Regions from separate parts of the Homo sapiens genome. Here all the other regions are linked to region 2. A link is a loop called in an ENCODE intact Hi-C map of the cell type or tissue named here. Cell type or tissue: HepG2. All regions are shown on one strand.

Evidence for each region. A loop is a pair of places that touch in the nucleus more often than their neighbours do. Peaks named below come from ENCODE experiments on the same cell type or tissue, not always from the same donor. Only the 100,000 strongest peaks of a DNase experiment are listed, where the experiment ranks them.
Region 1: it touches region 2 in a loop (6-fold over the local background); 8 of 110 quality-filtered maps call a loop at or near these places.
Region 3: a loop joins it to region 2, with 10 times the contacts of the local background. A loop is called at or near these places in 2 of 110 quality-filtered maps.
Region 4: it touches region 2 in a loop (6-fold over the local background); 4 of 110 quality-filtered maps call a loop at or near these places.
Region 5: it touches region 2 in a loop (4-fold over the local background); 2 of 110 quality-filtered maps call a loop at or near these places.

Annotation. Positions count from the first base shown.
Region 1 is chr3:30,595,158-30,599,157 of GRCh38, forward strand. No RefSeq gene overlaps it. Among named protein-coding and RNA genes, the nearest start is that of TGFBR2, 9.4 kb to the right of the region's middle. RefSeq lists enhancers at 2,004-2,503, 2,182-2,326 and a cis regulatory region at 2,247-2,260. In HepG2, no CTCF peak of the experiment used is centred here; a DNase peak (open chromatin) is centred at 2,274.
Region 2 is chr3:30,491,157-30,495,156 of GRCh38, forward strand. No RefSeq gene overlaps it. Among named protein-coding and RNA genes, the nearest start is that of LINC01985, 26 kb to the right of the region's middle. In HepG2, no CTCF peak of the experiment used is centred here; a DNase peak (open chromatin) is centred at 1,725.
Region 3 is chr3:30,257,128-30,261,127 of GRCh38, forward strand. No RefSeq gene overlaps it. Among named protein-coding and RNA genes, the nearest start is that of LINC01985, 260 kb to the right of the region's middle. In HepG2, no CTCF peak of the experiment used is centred here; DNase peaks (open chromatin) are centred at 1,954 and 2,834.
Region 4 is chr3:30,346,351-30,350,350 of GRCh38, forward strand. It overlaps a transcript of LOC101927995 not described here. Among named protein-coding and RNA genes, the nearest start is that of LINC01985, 170 kb to the right of the region's middle. RefSeq lists an enhancer at 3,183-3,327 and a cis regulatory region at 3,247-3,264. In HepG2, no CTCF peak of the experiment used is centred here; DNase peaks (open chromatin) are centred at 1,461, 1,721, 3,361 and 3,901.
Region 5 is chr3:30,240,017-30,244,016 of GRCh38, forward strand. No RefSeq gene overlaps it. Among named protein-coding and RNA genes, the nearest start is that of LINC01985, 280 kb to the right of the region's middle. In HepG2, no CTCF peak of the experiment used is centred here; a DNase peak (open chromatin) is centred at 1,895.

The sequences.
Region 1 (4,000 bases), 100 kb after region 2:
GTATTTATAGGTTTCCGGCTTCTGCAGCTTCATGTCTGAGATACGTGAAGCAAAAAGGAAGCCCACGACAATTACTGCCATGTGATTTCACTAGGTCTAGGCATCCCGAACTGGCTTGTCTTTATATTTTCTCCTTTTATAGTCTTCTTACATTTGCCTAATACATAATGTCTGGGGCTTTTATTGTACTTATCAATAGGAATAGGAAAAATGTGCCTATGCCATATTCGTGGAAATGAAAGTCTGGCATGACTATCAAAAATAAATTGGACTCAGGAATGTTGAACAAATTGTTCAGGGTCACCCAGTTAGAAAGTGAAAAATCAAGAAAGAAATGAGTAATAGGCACTTTAGAGTGAAATGGTCTGAGTTTGGTTTCTAGATCTATCACTCATTCTAAATATTATTAGTAATTTTTTTTTTCCACAGGCCCCTTTGAGAATATGATAAAAGCTAAAATCTTCTCTTCTGAAAAACACACTTATGGCTGGGCATGGTGGCTCACGCCTGTAATCCCAGCACTTTGGGAGGCCGAGGCGGGTGATCATCTGAGGTCAAGAGTTCGAGACCAGCCTGGCCAACATGTTGAAACCCCTTCTCTACTAAAAATACAAAAATTAGCCGGGTGTGGTGGTGGGTGCCTGTAATCCCAGCTACTCGGGAGGCTGAGGCAGGAGAATCGTTTGAACCCAGGAGGCAGAGGTTGCAGTGAGCTGAGATTGTACCAATGCACCCCAGCCTAGGCAACAGGGTGAGACTCTGTCTAAAAAAAAAAAAGAAAGAAAGAAAGAAAAGAAAAGAAAAACATACTTATGCACATACATACAACAGTTTGCACTTCATTTGAGTTAATTCCATGAATTCTAGGTCAGGATCTCCTGTTTTGGAAAAAAGCATGTTGTAGGCTTGTATGTGAGGAAGAGAGAAGCCACATTTATAAGAACAGAGCAGAGAATCACATTCTGAAAGGGAGTTTGCTGGTTCAAGTGTGGCTCTCAGAACGAAGAGGCTCTGAGGACTTGAATGAGTAGAGGACAACCATAGGGGCATCATGGAGTGCCAAGAGCAGTGGTTTTACTAGAAGATGCCCGTCTTCATCCCCACTCACCGGAGGGATGACTCACCTGTGCAGGCAGCTCTGCCGGGCTCCTCTGTATGTGTAGATTATCATCTGTTAACTGATGATCACCATGCTGGATGTGCTATAGCAATGCCCTCAGGGCTCTCTGGCTCCAGAGCACTTCTGGACCCTTTCTGGATAGGAAGCAAATGATATTGCTTGGACTTTGCAAATGGACTTAAGCACACCAGTGTACCCTGAGCTGGGGACAGAGGTAAAAGACTAGCATAAAGTTTGACATATAGGACAACAGAAAAGAAAGGTTAAGAAGGCTATGAGGGCTACAGGAAAGAGCAGTCAGATAAACAATTTGTATTTTAGCATTTACTAGCTAGGTGGCCTTGGATAAGTCACTAATGTCTTTGAATATCAATGTCTTCACCTGTAAAATGTTGATAATAATATAAATAATAATTATAGATTAATAATTTCACATCATATAGTTTTTACATGTAGTGAAGAAGATCATACATGCAGAGACTCTTTGTGAATTGGAAAACACTATACCAATATTATTTTCTAGGTCTAGCTAGAGATTATATACTTCATCCAGGAGTAGAATTTTACGTACATAATTGTTACCTTTTGTAAGATATTTATGTAAAGGATTGATGTGAAAACGTATAACAATTCTATGGTAAAACCATGATCTAGTTTTCTCTACTTAGAGAAAAATGTCCTAGGGAACATGGGTACTCCCCATAGAGAAAAAATATGTTTCATTAGAGCAGATGGCTGAGGAGAAAAAAAGTAGAGCATAATAAAAGGTATCTATAAAATTAGTCAAAACACTGAGTGTTACAAAAATAGTTCAGTGTTTTAACTGTCTTTTAGGGGTTTGTTTTACACGTGGAGGCAAAATGATCATAAAAAATATCAAAGGCAACCTCTCTGAACTATTTTTTTCTGGAATTCTAAAGAACTGGCAGCATTCTGAGAGCCTTTAGGTGAGGAATGACTAAGTGAGAAACAGACAGTTCAGTTTTTTATAACTTAGAGACAAGCATTTACCATTCTAAACAATTCTAAACAATAACCAATGAGTCTATTGTCAGGTTCAGGAAGGAGGCAACCCTTTGAAATGCCTGAAGGTAAAAGTGGCACAGAGTGTTCAAATGATTCTGTTGGTTAATAATTAATATCCTCTGGAGACTTGCGCAAATGATTATGCAAGAGCACATATCACACTGTGCATTCCTAACCTCTGATACACTAAAGCATAAGTGTTTTGTTACCAAGTATTCTTTGCAATCTTTCTTAGCCATTAATCTAAAGTTTCTGCATTTAGAGAGCTGTTGTGAATTGACCAAAGTCAATTTGTCATTGACAAATATTTAGTTAGGTTTGGTAGATGGGAGGAGTTAGAAATGGATAAGAACTCAAGGTCTCCCCACATCCTTGCTATCCAGGTAACATTTAACAATAAAAATAAATCTCAGATTGAATTCCTCAACATGTACAAATTTTTATTAGCAAACCTGCATGGACCTCTTCTGTAAACTAAGTGAAGACTTTACTCTTGATCCTTCAGCATGCTGTGATAGTATTTTGCAGGAAATCACCACTTTAGAAAAATGTGAAAATTTTTGAGCAGTAGGATACAGTTAATCTGAGATCAAATGTCAGAATATTACAAAAATGGCTTAAGACAGGACTGGATACTTAGGGCTATGGCTCTACTGGAAAGGATGTAAGATTTTATGCCCTATTCATGTCACAGGAGGCATACCTGTACAATCCTGTAAGCCAGTCTTTATATTTTGAGCACAAATAATGGCCAAAATGAAAATGTATTTCTCACCTCCATTATGCAAATTAACAAAGCTTCTGGAGTTGAAAGAAGAATAGGATTGGCTGAAGCAATTCCAGAAGCTTTCCAGGGGTACAGCCTTTTGAGAAGACCTTTCCAAATGCTACAATATGTTTGAAATATTTATTTTTGATTAAGGTACAAAGTTTTTCCAGTAAATATCAAGTATTTATTGAATATAATTAATGCATATACATTGTATATGTTTTAAGATGTGTAATACCATTAATTTGAAGTACATGCCCATTAAACAGAACTCTTAAAAGTGCTAGTATCATCTTTTTTCTGATAGCAACCAAATAAATCCACCTTAAGGTAAATATTTTTAAGTCAATTAACCCTTATTGGTAAGTGGCTTTGTACTTTTGAGAAATGAATAATTAAAACAATTTGTTGTAATTAAAGAAATTGATTATGTTTGATGAAGTGTCTAGCTTCCAAGGTTTGTGTATAGTTTGTTTAATAACTATTAAACTAAGTGATTGTGGCACTTGGAATATAATGTCCAAATAGGAGTGTCATTATTTTTAAGGAAGCACATACTGAGTTTGACAAAAAGATTTAAAACGGTTTATTGTAATTTTCCTTCTTAAAAAATTAAGAATTCGAGATGAATGTTTTACCAGGATGAAATTTATGAATGTAACTACAAAGGATATAAAGTCTCTCTCTGGAAATGAAATCTGTCTTCATTTGTTTTTACCATTTTCACTTTTACAAAGCATTTTTCATCATTTTAAGAGGAAGTTCTGTGCAGGTGTTTAAATTCTGTGATGAGCATTATGAACCTCATTTTGTGGTCAGGCATTGTGGGCAATGCAGATTTTATTTCCTAAATTCACAACTTTCTAAGTCCCAATTTTTAAATATTACAAATTATAGAGTTTATTCATTGAACCATCCTCTTATTCACTAGTATTCATTGAGCAAAAAATATGGATCAGGCACAAGAAGCTAAAAATGCTAAAGACACAGTCCCTGCCTCAGTAAATCACAGCCTAGTTGGAGAGACTGAGAGGTGGCTGGTGTCATGGCAGCAGATGACAGAGTGGCTTAGAGCCTGGGCTCTG
Region 2 (4,000 bases):
CCTTGGATTATCAATATTATATACATTTTAAAGTGGAAATTTGATTTTACCACAAACATTCCCTTAGATAAATAATTTTAAAGTTGTTTTAAGCCATAAGAATCATTTGTTCAATAAAACCTGACAAGGAAGTCCATGTTATAAAACAGATAAAAGCTACAGTTGTCTGATGGAAACTGGAACATCACTGTCTGGCCCTTTCCACTGCTCACTCACAAGCCGTGATGGGGACCTGGGAGTAGGTTTAGAGATCTCAAACTCTATCTGTCTCCATGCAGCAATTTGAAAATCCTGCTCTTTCTATCATGACAGACTATTAAACAGCCAGTAATGCAGAGTTCACTATTTGTCTCCCTCCCGCTCATGCAAATGGTTTATAGAGAGCTGTGCTTCATCGCATACTGAGAGGCAGTCCTGTGAAAAATATGGTTATGTTTACTCTAAGGATCTTATTGAGGATGTTAATAATAATACTCTATTTTTTTTTGAGATGGAGTCTCTCTCTGTTGCCCAAGCTGGAGTACAGTGGTGTGATCTCAGCTCACTGCAGCCTCCACCTCCCAGGTTCAAGCAATTCTCCTGCCTCAGCCTCCCAAGTAGCTGGGATTACATACAAGCGCCACCATGCCCGGCTAATTTTTTGTATTTTTAGTAGAGATGGAGTTTCACCACGTTAGTCAGGCTGGTCTTGAACTCCCGACCTCAAGTGATCCACCCATCTTGGCCTCCCAAAGTGCTGGGATTACTCTATTCTTTCCCTAAATAGAATGTTTTCAGGTTTTAGAATCAAGATCAATCTGCTTCCCCTAAATAATTGGTTCGCTTTAATTTATAGGTAGTTACTTCTTTGTACAAAGTCCCATTTTATTTATCTTTGCCAATGATCTTATTGGAATGATGGGAAATAAATGAAATCTTAAGTTTTTCTTTGTATTCTTCCCTATAAGCTCTAAAAGCTTTTGGTACAAACATTCTCTTATTCCTCTTTAAATCCCTAAAGATAACCAGTGCCTAGGATATAGGATACAGTAAAATCTCAACAATTTATTATCGAATGAACTAATAATAAAAAACATTGGAGCAAAAATATATAATGAAGGTTGTCCCCACAATAGAGCCTTCTTTTAATAAGTGTTACTAGGAGGTACAGCTTATGATTTTTTTTTTATTTTTGGTGCCTTTAAGCAAAAAGGGACATTTCCATGGAAAACTATAAGAAGAACCCTAAGTGCATGTGTTCTTTTCTTCTACTCAAGTTAGTGACACTCAAACCTGAGAATGAAGGCTGGCCATATGTGGTAGACAACAAACTGACCCAGTTCAATTTTCAGAGCTTTCACTTCCTACCAAAATTTCAGGCTTTCTTTGGAGTTAACTAACAGCAAATGTGACTGTCAGCTGAGAAGAAATTCCCCCAGTCTAAGTAGTTCACACCGGGAAATCTTGATTTAGAAGGATTGGAATGAAGTGACATTTTTATGCTGTAGTTAGGATCATTCTGCCTATTTGTAAATTGCATTCATTCATTCATGAAAGCCAGTTTATCCAAGAACAATAAACCATCTGTCACACAGACTAGAAATATTCACATAGGCATGTAAAACACTATCTCTCCCTTTACTCAAACTACATGACAATACTACTCAAGGTCAGAGAGCCAATGCAAACACGGACCATGAGAATGTACCTTCATAGAAATCAGGAACAAAGCTCTATTGAGTCTGTACATCTTTCCCTATAGTCAGGTCAATTGAGGGTCACATATTAGCTTAGTGAGTATTGAAATAAAACAAGGGTGTTTAATGGAATGTGTCAGAGATCGTGATCGAGATGTAATTGTTGCACCACAGTGACAGTCATCTCACTGGGAATGTACAAACTTAAAGTCTATTTCAGCCTGCCTTGTTTGCATTATCTACAACCCACATGTCCCTCTTCGCTTGTGTTCCTATTCCTCTCATTTGGGGAATGTATGGTATTAGAAGCGGCTGTGATTGAGAGGTTAAGGGGGAGGGGAGTTGTGGCAGTGATGAGAACAAAGACATGGCTAGTATTATCCTCATTTTACAGGTAAGGAAACTGATATACACAAATGTTAAGTAACTTGCTTGGGTCACTTCTCCAGCATAAGTGACAAAGTTGGGGGCGACTGCAGACTCTGTGCTCTTATTCTCCTGTGATACTGTACCCTTACTGGATATGTAATGATGAAGCATCTTTACCTGAATGCTGCTAACCCCAGCCCCTTGGCCCCTATCTGTTACAACACTTTGTGTCACTATATAATCATATCCACATCCTCAGCACTGCTCAATCTCACTGCATTGTCTCACCATATGTTTTGGACTTATTTATTTATTTTTAATAGAGGCAGGGTCTCACTCTGTTGCCCAGGCTGGTCTCAAACTCCTGGGCTTAAGCAATCTGCCCACCTTGGTCTCGCAAAGTGCTGAAATTACAGGCGTGAGCCGCCACCTGGGCTCCAGGGAAAATTAGAGTGCAGGAAAGTGGCCACGCCGTGTGTTTTTTGTTATCAGGAGGTTTATAGCTAAATAACTATCAAAAGTATCTTCAAACAGTGTTTGGCATCTGTTTCAAAATATTCAGTTCTTTCCAAAATTGTTCTAGTTGTGAAGTTTGAGAATTTCTTCATCATAATAACACCTCTTTATTGCCTATTTTCTTATTCTCTTTGGCTGAATTATAATCATTAGTATTAAATCATACCCAGACTTGGTAATGGACTTGATATATATTATTTAAAGTTAGGCAGCATGGAAAACAGAAACAGAAAACTTGGATTCTTGCTCAACTCTAGTTCTGAGTAATCTTAGAGAAGTAATTTAACCCTCCAGCCGCCCATAAGGCACATTCCGAGGCTTCTAACACTAACAGTGAGTGGATGAAATACAGAGGGTCTGGCCCCTGCCTGTCTCTGTAACCTCCACCAATATCACTCCTCCTCCCCAAATCCCCAGATTCCTACCCTTTAGGAACTTTGAGTTCCTTGCTGTTACTCAAATTTGCCAAATTCATATCTGACTCAGTGCCTTTGTACTTGCTTTTCCCTCTGCCTGGAAGTCTCTTTCCCCAGGGACTTTGATAAATGACTCCTGCACAGGGTTCTCTGCTTACATATGCCTTCCTCAATGTGGCCTTTCCTAGCCTCCTGATCTAAAGCAGCACCTGACGCCCACCACTCTCTCTCCTTACCCTGTTCTGTGTTTTACCTCAGCACTTATTGATAAAAACATCTTTTTTTTTTTTTTTTTTCCAAGACAGAGTTTCACTCTTGTTGCCCAGGCTGGAGTACAATGGCACAATCTTGGCTCACTGCAACCTCCACCTCCAGGTTCAAGTGATTCTCCTGCCTCAGCCTCCCAAGTAGCTGGGATTACAGGCATGTGCCACCATGCCCAGCTAATTTTGTATTTTTAGTAGACACGGGGTTTCGCCATGTTGGTCAGGCTGGTCTCAAACTCCTGACCTCAGGGGATCCACCCACCTCGGCCTCCCAAACATATCTTATTAATTTAATTGCTTACTTATTTATGATCCATCTCCACTAATAGTCATGAGGATAAACTGTCTGATTCTTTGCTGCAACAGTGACTGGAATTTTGTAATTGCTCCAAAATCATTTGTTGGATGAACTTTGAAGAATTAGTATGTTTCTCCGAAAATGACAAATCTTTGGAACCCTTATCCTTAGAGCCCACACCCAAAATCCCATTCTGGAATTATTCTCTATAATACCAGAAATTAAATACTTTCTGCCAAGATAAAGTTTAAAAATTTTCCTTGAAACATTCTTGTCATTTTCTAATGGTATAATGAGGCACTAATTATATTGATGTTTTGTCTTCCTGTGTCATATTAACAACTAATTTGCCCCGAAGATTAAAAAAAATCATGATAGCAATCTTTTATTATATTTCTATCTTGTGTAAAGAATTAGTATAGACATGTATATATGGTATTCCATGTCTTTCTTATAATG
Region 3 (4,000 bases), 230 kb before region 2:
GATGAACAGGTAGAGATGACCTTATTTGGCTGGCCATGGAAGCCTGAAATCATGCTATGGGTATTTGTTTTGATACATGAAAATAAGACTTATGGATAAATGATGATGACAGAGATGTCTTCCCTGTCAGAGTGAAAGCTTTCTGTAGATCTTTCTCCATACAAGTCAAAGCATGTCCTTAAAACAATTAGGAACCTCTGTTTTGGATAGAAGGAATTATTTTCACAAATCGAGTGTTGTAACCTCCCTAAATTCTATCATTTTCTGGAAGGAATATGAACACCAGAAAGTTTCCAAATACTCTCAGCAGTGTACAACTGTTGGGTGTGAGTAAACCCAAGCCAAGTGTGAACCATATCAGCTTTAGCATGTGTGTTAATTAGCATGTCAGATTGAGCGGCACAAAGGTTTGACATCCAGAAGTTCAAATGTTGACTCTACAACCTTCCAGGCACATCTCTTAGTCCATTTTTGTGTTGCTCTAACAGGATCCCTGAGGATGGGTAATTTATAAAGAAAAGAGGATAATTTCGCTCACAGTTCTGTAGGCTAGGAAGTATAAGAAGCATGGCAAGGCCATCTACTCAGCTTCTGGTGAAGGCCTCATGCTGCTTCCACTCTTGGTGGAAAGTGAAAGGGAAGTGGGAAAGTACAGAGAGATCACACGGCAAGGAAGGAAACAAAAGAGAGAAACTGAGGAAGCCAGACTCTTTTTTAACACCATGCTCTCATTGACTCCCACAGGAGGGCATTAATCTATTCATGAGGGAACTGCCCCCATGACCCAAACATCTCCCATTAGGCCCCAGCTCCTAACACTCATGCACTGGAGATAAAATTTCAACAAGAGTTTTGGAGAGGACAAGCCATAATCAAAACATAGCAGTCTCTACATCTTGCTTTCTTCATTTGTAAATGAGGATGAAATATCTTAGAGCTGTCCTGAGAACTGACACATGTAAAACACTTGGCTCTGTCTTCCTCAATTAATGGTAGCCGCTGTCATTATGACTATCAATATATCCTGAATGCAGACATCCACAAGACCCTAGAGGTTGCTTCTATAAACTTCTGGCCCCAGAAAATGGATACCATCAGTTTGTAGGTAATACTGTGAAGTCAGTGGGTTAGCATGCAGATAATGCTAGTAAGAATAAGCAGTATTTTTGAGCATTTACTATGTACCAAGTCTTGTACTAAACATTATATATAAAATATCTTATTTAAGCCTCACGATGACTCCATGCACGCTAGTGTTACCCCATTTTACAGATGATGAGACTGAAGTATAAGAAATTAAGTAAATAATCCAAGATCATACAAATGAAAAGACATGAAACTGGAATTTGAACAAAGGTCTGAGTAGATGGCTGCGGTCTTCACCAATGAGCTATAAGAACAAATATTTTTAAACTGCTTGCTAGAGGTAATCTCTTCTTTATTAATGCAAGAGAGCATATTATTCTTGGCTTTTGTCTTCAGATAGTTTTATAAAATAAACACTGAGCACTTCTTGCATTGCTGAGATATTGTCTTGTTAGTGAAGAAGTATTATCAGGACACTCAGAATCAAGTATGGTCCCATTTTTATTAGTTGTATGGATTCTTTACAGCTGTTATTGTGAAATCATTCCCATTCCATTAATATAGGACAGATTATAAATTGGAGTGGTCTTACTGCTTTTATTTAGTGGATAGAAGGGAGGAGGCAAGGGAGATAAAGAGGGCTATAGTGTAACAGATAAATCTATCCCTTCCATTACCTGCGCTGGAAGCTTAAAATGCTCCAGGAAGGTCATTTGTGATGTAAACAGGGACAGTGTGCACAGAGAGCTTTTTACAAATCTGCTGTTTACCTAAGAGAGGCACCCTGTGGGTTATCCCAATGGAATTCACTTTCCTGTTTGGTTTACCATGGAAGGGAAAGGAGGCCTAACAAACAGCCCTTCGGTTTGCTCAGCTGTGAGATATCCATTAACCAAGCAGAAGTTTGCCTGCACACACTGTATGTTTGCACAGCTTGCAGTACCATCTTTTCAAGACCCACCATTGTCTGGAAAGCACTCCAAAGTCCTAAGTCTATAATAAAGCAAATAGCTTGCACAGTTATTACTGTCAGGTTCACTTTTTACACTGTAGCCTATGAATGTCATCAGTTAAATTAAACCTCAAGAAGACCAAACACAGTGCATGAAGGTTAAATATGCTCTTGTGTTTGTCGGCACATTAGCCACCAAGCCACTTTCTCTTCAAAGTGTCCTTCAAGACACTTTCTTTCCAAAAATCTATTAGAAATTTGATTATCAAGTTCAGATAGAGAAAAATTCACTCTCTGAGTTTTATTGAGAAACTTTTCCCTAGCAAGTAACCATAAAGCATTTTCCCTTAACAGTTCAGATTGAGTCCGTAGCAGAATGATATCCATAGCTAGCAATTATTTACATAGACTGGCTTTTCAAAACCACTTGCCCATGTATTTTCTCATTTGCTTGGAACAAGTATCATTATTATTATTTAATTTTTCTCAAGAGAAAACTATCCTCAAAGTGGTTCAAGGATTGTCCTAAGATTATTCACCTAGTAAGTGGTAGAAAAAAAGCTTAGGTGCCTGTAGTTCTGCCTCCAGGGTCTTTCCACTACTCATCTTCATATACAAATCTACTAGATCTTGCTACTTAAAGTGTGGTCCAAGAAGCAGTAGCAGCAGCAACAGCGATGGCACAGCACCACCTAGGCAGCATCTCAGACCCCACCCAAGACCTACTGAATCTGAATTTTTTTTTCCTTCTTTTTTTAGAGATAGGCTCCTGCTGTGTCACCCATGTTGGAATGCAGTGGCATGATAATAGCTCACTCTTACCTCAAATTCCTGGGCTCAAACAATCCTCCCACCTTAGCCTCTTGAGTAGCTGGAACTACAGGTGGCACCACCACACTTGGGCTAATTTTTTTTTTTCTTATTTTGTAGAGACGAGGTCTTGCCATGTTGTGCAGGGTGATCTTGAACTGGCTTCAAGCAATCCTCCTACCTCAAGCTCCTAAAGAGCTCAGATTACAGGCGTGAGCCACCGCGTGGTCCTGAATCTGCGATTTAAACAAGATCCCCAGTTGACATTAAAGTTTGCAAGGTACTCTCATTAAGACTCACAGGTATAGTGGTATCTCCTTTCCTCAACTAAATAATATATCAAAATATTGGCATTTGAAATATTGAGTGTTAAATACCAACAGGGTAGCTGAGACCATGCCATTTCTTAGGACATTATATAGGTTTGCAGATCTATAATTTCATCTTCACTTCTTGAAAATCTCATTTTGGTACACAAACAACTGTGTCCACAGTTACACATACACTTATCTGTGCAAGAAAATGATGCTGTTTGTCTCTACCTGCTTGGGTAACAATGTTCATTTTTATTGGCATGGTAGATTGTGAGGGAGGAGCAGTAAGCCATCTGGAGCTTGAGCCAGATATTCCATTAGGGGCTTTCTAGTTGATGCAAACTTTTAAATTAAATGTTCAATGTCAAGTAAATGCTTGTGAAATTGCAATTCTCCTGCCATATGATGTGCTGCTTAACAACGGATTATACTTGCTGTTCCTAAAATAAATTATCTATTGGAAATCAATGTTATATCCAATAGCTTTGCTGATAAGCAGTTAAATGAGCTCACCATTAGTCATTTAAATGTCTTGGTTCTTATTTTTCTTGCCTGCAACATTAGATCAAATAATCTCTATGCAACTCATCCAAGTTTTATCACAGAATTGGAATTTTAAAGTTTCTGAAGATTTGTAGAGCCTGGAAGGACAAAGTGAATTCACAACCAAATAATATCTTTCCCCCTGCATTCTTTTGTGAATGGAATCCTCTGGCACTTCATTAATTGCACTTAAAATAACTGTTTCCTTTATTATTCCTAGCATGAAAGAGTCTCTAAAACTCTCTGCAGTGTAGTCCAGCTCAGTCCCAAAATGAAGTATACATGATTGAATGTC
Region 4 (4,000 bases), 140 kb before region 2:
GACTCAGTAAGAAACTTAACAGGCAGGCATACTACTTAAACCAGCCCTGGCTTGTTCAGTATTGTGTAAGTTAATGGTAATTTTTAGGCATACAACTGGGCTCCAAACTTCTTTAAGGAAGAGATTATAACTAGGATGCTACAGTGGGAGCATACATTTGTAATGATTTTAAGAATATATTTTCAAAGGGTTTGAATTTTATGGTTAGGTTGGAATAGGGATTATTGCCATTCTCCATCTTTCTTTGCCTTCTCATCCACATTCCCTGTTTTGTATGCACAAATCAAGTACTTGCACACACACACACACACACACAGAGTGTCAAGTACTTGCGCGCGTGCGCGCACACACACACACACACACACACACACACACACACACAGAGTGTTCTGAAAAATTCAATATCCTTAGGGACAATTGGACAGTATTAGAAGATTTGGCTGTCCCCCTCCATGTGCAGTGTTAAGCCGACAGTTTATGCCTGCAGGTGGCTGCTTGCAAATGCAATTAGGCTCTGCACCCATTGGGAGGGCTCATTGCACTTAATTAGCTGGTCCAAGACTGTATTAATATTAGTAATTTTCCACCTGCAAGAAAAATGGACAGCTTAAGTCAGAGGAAATAAAATATAGGGCCAGGTGCATAGGCCATGGTAGCCAATGAATGCTATTTAGTAAAGAGAAGTATTGAAGCCTGAGCCCATTATGTTAAGATGTAGTTTGATTATCCTGGGTTTCTTAACAGGGATTTTTCTCAACAGGAAAAGAAAACCCATTTCCTGCTTGGAACTTTTGAAAAATACAGTGCTTAGTCTTTTCAAAGTAAGGTTTTGCAGTTTAGTGGAAGCAACATTGGCTTTGGAGTAGAACTGACCTATGTTCCTATTATGTCTTGACAATATTAGCCCATTGATAAATAGTGGAGTCAGGATCTGAACAAGGATTGCTGAATACTAGTTTCATGTTTTTTCCTCATAAATTCAGGATCCAGGACACAAAATGAAAGGATATTATAGGAAATTAAAAATTGAGGCCTTAGCGACATTCAATCTGAGATAACCTTCTAGAAAATGCAGCCTTAGAAAAGCAGGTTATGTTATTTTGAAATAACATCTTAGAAAATCTTGCTGGGATTGTGATGTACCTTAAAACATCATTCTTGGCATAACAGAAAGGGTGTTCATTAGGATTTGTAGATTGTTGAAACTGTATGTTTCTTTAGTTGGAAAATAAAACTTGAAATAAAAATCACTGGAATGTTAAAGTGATTTCTGATGTAAATCAGAAGAAAAAACAACAGAAGGCTTTGAAGGAAAGAGCTGGGGCACGAATTTTATTCTTATGGCATAGAAACAAGCTGGGGAAAAAGGGGCCCCAGTGATAAAGATCATGGAGAGGATGCGTGAGGACCAATTGACTCATTCTAGCACACAACCACATCCAGGAAACATGAATGTCCTAGATGACAAATGAGGAGTCATACTTGAACCAGAGCAAATTTCAGATCTGTCTATGTTAGAACAACAGCCATCTATTGCTCTGTTAAGGCACCACAGTGTAAAATGTCTAAGAGTTCAGTCTCCAGATTAAAATTGCCTGGCTTTGAATTCTTTTTCCACCACCTACTAGACAAATCTTTTGCAAGTCACCTGACCCCTTGAAGCCTCAAGTAGACTTAATTACAGTATCCCCCTTGCTTGGGAAGGTTAAATGGGAAAATCCCCACAAAGTGTTTGGTGAAGAGTAGTTGCTTAATATTTGTTTGCTCTGAGTATTAGATCATGGACATCAGATTATCCTGTGTTTTGATGTATAGCTTAACAGGCAAACACATTCCTAAGTGGTGTTCTAGCAATGTTCTTAAAAAAAAATGATCATGAAGAAATAACTATAAAAACAAAAACAAGAGCTCTTGGTCCAAACAATGCTGATATGGTTCCTTTAGACAAGCTTATTTATCTGTCTCCTTTCTACTTATCTTTCACGGCTCAACTCATCTCAGTATAACCTTGATAAAGCTTCTTTCAATTCTGTAATCAATTAATTAATTCCTTCTTTCTCTAAGCTCCCAAAACATATTATGTTTGGCCCTACTTTAAACAGTTAATTCTTTCTACTTGCATCTTTGGTTAATTGCATCACTCTCTCACCTGCTAACTTAGGAAATTCTTAAGGACTCATCTCTAATTCCAAATAGAATCTAATACTTTTAACATAGTAAATTAATTCTATAAATGCCTATTTAATTAACACTGAGAACATAAAATGTTTTTGTGGACAATAAGACACTAAACACACACATGTGCAGACAAACACACAACTGATTGTGGTTCACAAATATTGTCTCAAAAGTGAAAATGAACATATAATCTCACTTTACAATGCAATGTTTGGAGGGAAATGAAACAGTACATTATTATAATCAGTGAAAGATCAAGAGCTAGCCCAACCTTCTCCTCAACTAACTGCTCAGAAAAGACCAAGGAAGGAAAAAAGACCAATAGTCATGCATATAGAATTCTGTTATTAAGAGAAAATTCTGATAGCTTTTGTTGCCTTCTGTTAGAAATCGAAGGGAAGATAGGAATCCACCTGACAAAGACACTTGTAACACAGAGTTAATGACAAATTTTCTTGCAATTACAAATATATTTTTAAGGGCTCTTTTTTTCTTAAATAGGCTTTGTCAGAATCCAATGGACCTAGCTTAGGAACCCCCAAAACAAATAATTTCTGTGCAGAGATAATTTTGAGTTTTAGTTGCATTCAAGTGCTTAATAAAGTTTACGATAAAACCCTGAGCTCCTTAACTAATCCATATTGCATGCGGGGTGGAGGAGAGAACTGCCTATACAGGCAAGTCTTTCTTATACTGCTAGCAGTATAGGATCAAGGAAGCTGCACAAACAAGAAATTTGGGATTTAGGTCAAGATATTGGAAAAAACTTAAAATTATTTCTTTTCGTCTTTCTATCTGTATCTATCTGTTCGTATTTGTCTCTCTCTGTCTCTTTTTCATACACACACATACTCAAATGCCATATTTTAGTGCATAGAGTGATTCAAAATGCACTACCAATAATCACCAAAATATCCCCTTCTCTTGCAATAATCTAAGAATAATCTAGGAATCTAGATTATTTTTTTAAAGCCAGTATTTGGGTCCAGAAGATATTCTCTTTATAGTCTTGAGAAGCACAATAATCAATTCCTTTAAGAGAGAAAAATGTGTTTTTTTCCAAACATATTGCACGGAAAAGATAAGGCAGCTTCTCCCTAGGGAGATGGGAAGAACAAACAGTGTTGTCAACACAGGAAGGCTGCTGTAGAGGTGGACACATCCCCCTGCCACCCTGATTAGAGGAAGCCAGGAAGTAAGGGCGGTTTACTTGGAAACTACAATGAGAACCATGCTGCAGCCCCAAGTGGGGAAGGGGAGAAGCAACCTAATCCGGGGAAGGCTGTGATTCCAACATGGCATTTTCCTTCCATCCTCCACAGCATGTCTTTCTGAATCTGTGTCTGCAATGCCAGGGAAGAGCCATCAGGCCTGTGCTCCCCAAAACAGAGCTGAAGAGTGGACCTCAGGAACCTGGTAAAGATTTAGAATGAGAGAAAAAAACTATAGAACTATGAATTCAGACTGACTCTAGGGTAAAAAAAATGAGTTTGTATGGTAGATTTGCACTGTGCAAATTTAGCTAAGCAGGAGCTATGTTTCCCAGGATCCCTGTCTCTGCATAATTTCAGGTTAGCGTGGGCCACCAGAAACACACATGATGGGATTTGGAAGGCTGAAGTTAAGCGTCAATCACATTCCTTTAAAGCACTGAAGATCGGTGCAGGCAAAAGTGCAGAGCACAGGCACCACTGCAGCTCACCAAGTGATTTCTGCTCTCTGGCTCACATTATTGACATTGAGCAGAAGCCGGGCATGCAGCTTCATCAGCTCTCACCAGATTTGCTTCCTTCAGTTTCTCCAGCTCCTGGGTCAGTTACAT
Region 5 (4,000 bases), 250 kb before region 2:
TTCATTTCTAATTTTTTCTTCTTTTCTTTTTTTTCTCATTCATTTGTTAGCTTTAATATATTCCCGAGACTATGCCTCCTCAGGCAGCTTTGATATTAAACAAATTGTCATTGATTATTTTTGAAAAATGCCTCATGGATAGCACTGTTGGCATAGAGCAAGTTCTGAGTCAGGTCAAATAAAGACAAACCCTGAGAACTGGGATTTTTCAATGAGCTGCTAGGCAGATGAAATAGTGACAGTTCTCTAGCAATGAAGCTTTTTGAGGCACTCTAAACTTGTCTATCCAGTGGATGATAAGTGATTGGTTTTCACAGCTACTGTAGTTTTGAGGATGCTTTTTAAAAGTCCACCAGGGAGCTGTGGAAAGAGTGATCAGATCAGGGCAAGGTAAAATACCATAAACTCATAGTTTATTCAGGAAAATGACATTCCAAGGGAAAAATCCCTTGCAATATTTGCAAGCTTTTAGTTAATTTTCAGTTTCTCATTTCTTTTATAAAGAAGCTGATTTTCAGAGGTTCTTACTCCACCATTTGAAAACTGAGAACTACATATTTTTGAATCATGCAGTTTCTGATGTGTGAACATTATTTATTTATAAAAAACAATTTCATATGGTTCAAAGTAGTATATTCAATTTTGCATTAACCTGAGCCCAACTGCAGGCAATCATTTGGGAATCCAGTAATGTTAAGTGTAATATGGTCTACTTACTTCTTGCTAATTACAGTAAAAGTAAAGGCAGTCTCTCTTCTGATTCAACACAGCACCTTTCTTCATGTGCTGCTTTTCAAATGTATCCTGCATTATTTTCATCTAATTCTACCTGGTCTAGAATTCATAGATCTTGGTTTAAAGATCATTTTTGAATTTATGAGCAACCTTATGGACTGCATTTGCACCTGCTAAAAGTTTGCTTAAAATGCATACTTTTTATTTATCAATGGTCTTATATTGAGTGTTGCCTCTCCAATTCCCTTTGCAAAAGGCATGTGATGCTCTTTAAATGTTTGCCCTTATTTCAAGCACTGTCTGCTTAGTACTTGTGCATCTTACTTGCTAAGTTGAGTTACCTGTCTTGTGCCTCCATTATCTGCAGTAAAGAGCACTTTCTGCCAAGCAGTAGAGGTTGGAAGGTCTATGTATGCTCCCTGGCAGAGAAAGTCACTTCCCAACGTGAAAATAAATTTTTTTCCTGCATAACATTTCCTGTATAATGTGATTAACTAGTCCTTCAACTGACACACAGAAAGGAGATTTGCCATTTATTTGCTTTGTGCCCTATAGTGTGCAGGCTTTAGTTACCTACCTTGAAAGGAAATCCTTCTCTAGCTCTTTACTATATCCTGAAGAGAGTCCAAACAGTTTAGCATGGGATTTGTCCATTACTATTTTTCCAGTGCCTGGAACATAGTAGGTGTTCAGTAAAATATTTATTGACTGAATTAATTCAAGGACTTTTATTAACTTTCCAACCTCATTATTTCTTTAATAATCAGTCCATGCTCTGAGTTCAGTGGAGCTTTCTTCCATTTCCTGAACTCTCCATGTGCTTTTCACATTCTCTTTTTAAATTCATTTCTTCTGCCTTGAATGCCTTGCCCATGAGCCCCTTTTACCTATGGAAATTATGTGCCTCCTTCAAAACACTTTCTTCCTCCTTCAAAACACTTTCTTTATTCCCTGGCAGTGCTAATTGATCCCACAAGACATTATGTATGCCTCAATTTTATGTATCACTATATACTACCTTGTAGTCAAATCAATTGTAAAAATTATTACATACATGCTGTGAATCAGGCATCTCTTCTGAGGCATTTCAGATCCTCTCAGCCTCACTTGTCCTTTGATCCAGTCATCACTGTTGTGTAAACTAACTCTGTGTGGACTCATACACACTCCAGCAAGTATAAACTGCCAGCACTCTATTGATGCCCATGTCAGCCCCTTTCTCCTCCTGCACTGGATCTTCCCTCTGGATAGTGAGGCAATAAAGACTGCAACAATTCATTTGCGCCCGTACATGTACAATACAGAAGTATGAGCCGCTTCAGGCTATATGGGGCAAAACTCACCAATAGACGACAGAAATTGGTGAATAAACTTTTCTATCCTTTTCCTCAAGTATAGACTGCTCTAAAAAGTGTTGGCTAGATGATCTTTAAAGAGACTATCTTGTGAGATTAAACAGTCATTCACATTTAGTAGCTGACAGTAGTGCAATCCATAGCAAATTCTTTTTTCCTTTTCCACATCCACATCCAGCTATCCCTTTTCCTTCTGTTCCCAGAAATTTTACTCGCTAATAAAAATGCATACAAGCTTTTACCATAGTCTTTGGTTTCTGGGAAACCCAGACTATGACATAATACATACCTACTCTCAATTCTAGAATTAAAAAAAAAAATGAAGAAAATATAATTCTCACCCTGAAGGATAAAATTGGGGGAAAGAAGCATAAATTATTAGCCATAATTAAAGGTACCCTCTGAAATAATTGAACTAAGAATATAGTACTAAGGAAGCAGAAATGAAATGACATTAAATTCTGCTAGTTGACACAGGTTTGAAAGACTCAATACAAAAGATAACATTGAGTTAGCCTTCAAAGAATGAGAAGAATTATGCCAGATGGGTAACAGAGATGAAAAAGGGCAACAAAGACCAAGAAAGTAGCATGAGTGAAAGGAAAAGAGGTGGAAAACTGTTTTATGGACACTAGCTATTTAATCATTTGTATTCCATATTTGATTATAAGTTCTTTGAAGAGAAGGAACAAATAATAGGAACGTGGTAAAATTGATCCTTTTTTTCACTCACTGAGTAATAACTTGCCAAATTCCTGCTCCGTAGGTGAGTGTTGATTAGGTCTGAGTTCTTAGCTTACCTTTTACAAACTAAAGCTCCATGTGAATGTCCAAGTGTTATTTGCTATGCAATAGTAAATCAAAATCAATTTCTTTGTTATTTTGACAGCATTTTGTATTTGAGGGTGAAAACCAATGTTGTGTACATATTGCATCTGTGCAAACCAGCCTCACAGTGACTGCTGTAAACATTTATGTGAACAAGAATTTATGTGCAATCCTCATGTGCAGATTCCCAGGGTTAGAGGAAATGATTAGAAGGATATGGAAGATTTTAGGAATAGAGAAAAGTGTCAAGACACAGAAATGTTTTTGTGCTCACATCTTACCACATTAGATCTCTTGTAAATTTGTGGCTATATTTTTCTTACCATTCTAGGAAAATAAGACCTTGATATAGTTTGGATATTTGTCTCTGTTCAAATCTCATGTTGAAGTGTAATCTCCAATGCTAGAGGTGAGGCCTGATGGGAGGTGTTTAGATCATGGGGGTGGATTCCTCATAGCTTGGTACTGTCTTAATGATAGTGAGTGATTTTTCATACGATCTGGTCATTTAAAAGTGTGTGGCACCTCCCCCTCCATTCTCTCTCACTCCTGCTTTCACCATGTGAGATACCTGCTCCCCCTTTGCCTTCTGCCATGAGTAAAAGCTTCCTGAAGACTCCCCAGAAGCAAATGCTAATGTGTTTCCTATAAAGCCTACAGAATTGTGAGCCAGTTAAACCTCTTTTCCTATAAATTACCCAGTCTCAGGTATTTCTTTATAGCAGTGCAAGAATGTCCTATTACAGACCTATTGTCTGTATTATCTGTATTGTCTGTGTTGATTTATAAAAATCATTTTAAACTTCATTAAAAACATTTGATAGCACTGTGGTAAATGATAGGGCAGAAAAGGCAAGTCCATTTCTTCTCCTTTGCCAACATAGTAAATTAGTGGTGGCCGCTTTGAGCACAAGAGTGAGTGTGTTCAAGCCAAATCTAGGATCAGAATAAAAGCATTCTGTGATCAATAAGAAATGCCTGCTTCTGATGAGGGAGGGGTGTTGGCATGCACTTGCCTTGCATTTGTTCTATCCTTGCTGTAGGAGTGCAGGATCAATGAAGACACTTGCCCTCTCGGAGCG